2 separate regions of the Homo sapiens genome follow, and region 2 is linked to region 1. A link is a loop called in an ENCODE intact Hi-C map of the cell type or tissue named here. Cell type or tissue: B cell. All regions are shown on one strand. Each heading gives the region's core, and the rest is flanking DNA. Links, peaks and the distances in the headings are about the cores only.

The links. A loop is a pair of places that touch in the nucleus more often than their neighbours do. Peaks named below come from ENCODE experiments on the same cell type or tissue, not always from the same donor. Only the 100,000 strongest peaks of a DNase experiment are listed, where the experiment ranks them.
Region 2: it touches region 1 in a loop (3-fold over the local background); 2 of 110 quality-filtered maps call a loop at or near these places.

What each region holds. Positions count from the first base shown.
Region 1 is chr3:152,514,979-152,517,932 of GRCh38, reverse strand. No RefSeq gene overlaps it. Among named protein-coding and RNA genes, the nearest start is that of MBNL1-AS1, 250 kb to the right of the region's middle. In B cell, for the core only: no CTCF peak of the experiment used is centred there; a DNase peak (open chromatin) is centred at 1,502; H3K27ac peaks cover 2,376 bases.
Region 2 is chr3:152,693,281-152,696,181 of GRCh38, reverse strand. No RefSeq gene overlaps it. Among named protein-coding and RNA genes, the nearest start is that of P2RY1, 140 kb to the left of the region's middle. In B cell, for the core only: no CTCF peak of the experiment used is centred there; no DNase peak of the experiment used is centred there.

The DNA of each region.
Region 1 (2,954 bases), core at 121-2,620:
GAAGATGACCACTCTCCAGAGTACACTCCAGGCTTCCTTATCCTCTGGCTTCTGTGTGTCACTAGCTGGAGATCAGGGGTGAGAGGACAGAAAGGTTGGGATATTGATTCTTTCTGCTCCTTACTGCCTCACTGTTCCTGGCAGTGGCTGCATTCTGTTCAGAGCTGTTGTCTCTGCAGCATCTCCATGACCGCTCCATTCCTTTTCCCTTCCAGAATAGTGGTGTCTCTGGCATTCTGCTCTTGCTAATCCCTCAGTGTCTCACTCTCTTATGTTGATTCCCTTAAATCTGCACATGACTAAACTCTCCTCTCTTATATCTTTGAGTGAGTGAGCCATCTCACAGCTAGAACTCCTTATTAAATCACACTAAACAGCGTCTCTGTTGATGGAAGGGAAGTTTCTCTTTAAGTATTGCAAGCTATGTATTTAAGCTTTAAGGTATTTTTAAGTACATAATACATTCACATGGCTCAAAAAGTGAATAGCTATAAAAGTTAAAAGTAAAAAATGTTCCTTTCCTTCCAACCTTGTCCCTCATCTAGCCAGAACCTCCTTTTCTACATAGAAATCTCTATTCTTAGATTCTACGGATCTTTTCAGAGTAATGCATATTCAAGAGGATATAAATATAGATTTTTATTTTCTCTTATTTTTCACAAAAGGTATATTATACATACTGTTCTAACTCTTGGGTTTTTTTCACTATATAGTTTCTAGGATTATTATTATTTTTTACAGCCATGTAACACTCCACTGCAAAAATAAATCTTAGGTTATTTAGCCACTCCTATTGATGGATTTTACATTTATTCTAACAATTAGCTATTATGCAAAAATATTACAAAGAATAATATTGAGCCTATATCATTTCATATATATACAAGTACATCTAGAGAGTATATTTCCAAAAGTAGAATTGCTGGGTCAAAGGCTATATGCATTTACAGTTTTGATAAATGTTGCCAAATTTTTCTTCATAGAGGTCATACTAATTCACGCTTCCCTCAGCAATGAAGAGCTCTTTCTTCCCCATAACCTCACCAAAGCAGTATGTTGTTAAACTACTTTCTCCTGTAAATCTCTCTGGCACCATCTTACACTCCAGAGAGTGGGGCAGAAGGTTTACACAAAATTGTAGATAACAAAAAGAAAAAATACTCCAGGTGAAAAAATTAATTTTAATTTAATATGATCAATTTAAATACTAGATACAGAAGAGGAGCTATAAATCACTCTTTTCAATGATTATCACTATATTGTCTCATTTATTTTCTGCTTAATATTACATTTATTTGCCCCAAATGCCTCATTTATTTACGCTTCAAAGAGTGGCAATGAAAGAGGCGATGAGGGAGAATTGTGGGGGTTTTTTAAAGTATCTTTTTCTTTTCTGATGAGTGCTCTATGCTCAAAGAGACATAAACAAATTTATTAGTCCTCAGGGGAAAACATGTAGCAGTTCCTCTCCTTTCCTATTTCCCCAAGGAGTTGGTCACAAAAAATTCATTTCTCTAGCTCGGAGCTGAAATATCTGGCTGGTGGTGTTGGTGGTCCCATGAGAGCTGTTGCAAGACATGAATAGAAGAAAAACAGTTCCTTCCCTCTTAATGTACTCACTGGTTAACCTTCTGTATGTGGTTATGCTAGTGAAACATTAAATTTATCTCTACTCTGATCTCTATACTGGCCACCATTAATACAGCAAACTATTAAAAATGTATTTGTAAATATTAGAAGGCAGAAGCATGCTGGTAGATTTTTACAACCTATTCTTCAGGGAAAAGGGCCCTCATTTTAGTGTTTGTCAACTTCTGTGATGTAAATATTCCCTATATGGCCAGTTTTAAGATACCAAAGTGATGTTACTGAATTCAGAGTTGGGAAGAGAGGTACAGTAGATACCATTATACAGGTTTCTATCACATAATATTTTCACTATACAGATACAATAGATGTACATCATGCCAACAGCACAGATAACAGTAAATTGTAGAAAAAAATTAGGAAGTGAGCTGTTCTAAGTATTTACTATCCTTTGTTTCTAACATAATTTAATTCCATATTTATAGTATTTATTTTTAAAATAATGGCTGTGTTTCATTACTGACTTACAAAATTCTTAAGAATTTCTCAATTGGTTCCTGCAAGTAGGTATAAGCTGGCTTCTCCAGCACATTGCTGAAAGGAAAATATTTTAGTCCCACAGAGAAGCAAACACCTGAAAAAGGATTAGTTTATTCGTAAACTTCCAAATAAACATAATCTCATTAATAACAATGGGAAAGATTTCTAATTCCCTCCCCAAATCCAATTTTCCCCTATGTAATTCTTTTCTGTAAATTTCCCACATAACACCAATGTATAATTTTCCCTTATTTCTTAACAACAGAAATTTGATTTCATTATGTTTAGCAATGCATTCAGCTAAAATACAATATTTCCATCTTAAAGAAAAAGGAAGGCATGTGACTGAGTTTAGGTTAATGATATTTGGGCAAAAGTTGTTGGGTAGGGTTCTAGAAACCTTTCTCTCTGTGTGTGTGTGTGTGTGTGTGTGTGTGTGCGCGTGTGCACGTGTGTGTGTATCCAGCTGGCATTCATCCCTTTGCAGAACCACCTTTCTTTTCTCTTCCTTCTTTGCACTTGTATATGAAAAATAGACTCCGGGCAGCCGTCTTGTGAGCATGAGGTGGTTCTGAGGATGTAAACTTTAACAGAAGTGTTCTGAGAGTTTGATAATATAATATAGCCAAAGTAGTCAATATACTACCAAACTTGAACAGCCTGCTTCTGGACTCCATGGTACATAAGCAAAAAGTTAATGTATTTTTAAGCCACTTATTTTTAGATCTTTCTAACTTCCAACTAAATACTATTTCTTTCTTTCTTTTTCTTTCTTTCTTTCTTTTTTTTTTTATTTTTAAGATGGAGTCTCTCTCTGTTGCTCAGGC
Region 2 (2,901 bases), core at 1-2,500, 180 kb before region 1:
ATCATTAAAAATCTTTATTACACTTGATGCTCTTCTAGGATGGAGAGAAATCTATTTCCAAAATTTACATAAAGATGCTGTAAAATTAGGGACTTACATTTAAAAAGCTACTTGGGATTGATTTAAAATGACATGTAATATTGTGCTTTCACCAGTTAGCTGGATAATATCACCCTCTGGAGGCAAAATGCTAATTATTTATGCATTTCATTATAAGGCAGCTCAAAACATTAAATTTCATTCCTGGAGAAATGTTAAACTGGGAAAAATAACAAGTATTGCTTACATTTAAAATCGTTTTTTAGAATTTCATTTTTAATTCCTTTTTCTTTTGAATCTTTATCAGTTGTTCCAAATCAGGAAAGATCTTAGCTAGATCTTCTGGATAACTTGCTGCAGCTTCTATATTATCACCTGCTTTCATCTTGTACTTTGATGGTATGGAGACAACATCTGCTTAAACCTCATGATCCAACCTTTGCTAGCCTCCAACTTTTCTCCTGCAGTTTTCTCACCTCTCTCAGCTTTCATAGAATTGAATAGAGTTAAGGCCTTGTTCTGGATTAGAGTTTGGCTTAAGGGAATGTTGTGGCTTGTTTGATCTTCTATCCAGGCCAACAAAACTTTCTTTATATCAGCAATAGGGCTGTTTTGCTTTCCTATCATTCCTGTGTTCACTGGAGTGGTGCTTTTAATTTTCTCCAAGAACTCTTTTTTTCTTTTAATTCATATCTCAGCTAACTGTTCATCACAAGAGACTTAGCTTTTGGCCGATCTTAACTTTCAACATGTCTTTCTCACTAAGCTTATTCATTTATTTCTAGCTTTTCATTAAAGTGAGAGATGTGTGATTCTTCCTTTCACTTGAACACTTAGAGTCCATTGTAAGGTTATTTAATATTTGTTTAAAGTAATATAATTTACTTTTTATTTAAATAGGTTTTTGGAGAACAGATGGTGTTTGGTTACGTGAATAAGTTTCTTAGCGGTGATTTCTGAGATTTTGGTGCTCCCGTTACCCAAACAGTGTACACTATACCCAATCTTTTATCCCTCACCCACCTCCCACCCTTTCCCCCAAGTCCCCAAAGTCCATTGTATCATTCTTGTGTCTTTGCGTCCTCATAGCCTAGCTCCCAGTTATGAGTGAGAACACAACAATGTTTGGTTTTTCATTCCTGAGTTACCTCGCTTAGAATAATGTTCTCCAGTTCCATCCCGGTTGCTGCAAATGCCATTATTTCATTCCTTTTTATGGTGGAGTAGTATTCCATGGTGTATATATATATATCTATATATATAGATATATAGATATATATATATATATCTGTTCCATATATATATTCCAAATATATATATGTTCTATGTATATATTCCATATATACATATTCCATATATATTCCATATATATATTCCAAATATATATATATTCCATATATATATTCCAAATATATATATATTCCATATATATATTCCAAATATATATATATTCCATATATACATTCCATATATATTCCATATATATATTCCATATATACATTCCATATATATTCCATATATATATTCCAAATATATATATTCCATATATATATATTCCAAATATATATATTCCATATATATATATTCCAAATATATATATTCCATATATATATATTCCAAATATATATATTCCATATATATATATTCCAAATATATATATTCCATATATATATATTCCAAATATATATATTCCATATATATATATTCCAAATATATATATTCCATATATATATATTCCAAATATATATATTCCATATATATATATGTTCCAAATATATATATTCCATACATATATTCCAAATATATATATTCCATATATATATTCCATATATATATTCCATACATATATTCCAAATATATATATTCCATATATATATTCCATATATATATTCCATATATATATTCCAAATATATATATATTCCATATATATATATTCCAAATATATATATTCCATATATATATATTCCATATATATATTCCATATATATATATTCCATATATATATATTCCATATATATATATTCCATATATATATATATACACATACCACATTTTCTTTATCTACTCATTGGTTGAGGAGCATTTGGGCTGGTTCTGTATTTTTACAATTGCAAATTGTGCTGCTATAAACATGTATGTGCAAATATCTTTTCTGTATAATGACTTCTTTTCCTCTGGGCAGATACCCAGTAGTGGGATTGCTGAATCAAATTGTAGATCTACTTTCAGTTCTTTAAGGAATCTCCACACTGTTTTCCATAGTGGTTGTATTAGTTTACATTCCCACCAACAGTGTAAAAGTGTTCCCTTTTCACCACATCCATGCCAACATCTATTAGTTTTTAAAAATTTTTTGACTATGGCCATTCTTGCCAGAGTAAGGTGGTATCGCATTGTAGATTGTGTTTTGATTTGCATTTCCATGATAATTAGTGATGTTGAGCATTTTTTCATTTTTTCCATTTGTATATCTTCTTTTGAGAATTGTCTATTCATGTCCTTAGCCCACTTTTTGATGGGATTGTTTGTTTTTTCCTTGCTGATTTGTTTAGGTTCTTTGTAGATTCTGGATATTAGTCCTTTGTCAGAAGTATAGTTTGCAAAAATTTTCTCCCACTCTGTGGGTTATCTGTTCACTCTGCTAATTATTTCTTTTCCTGTGCAGAAGCTTTTCAGTTTGAGTCTCATCTATTTATCTTTGTTTTTGTTGCATTTGCTTTTGGGTTCTTCGTTATAAAGTATTTGTCTAAACTGAGGTCTAGAAGGGTTTTTCCAATGTTATCTTGTAGAATTTTTATGGTTTCAGGTCTTAGATTTAAATCTTTGAACCATCTTGAGTTGATTTTTTTATAAGGTCAAAG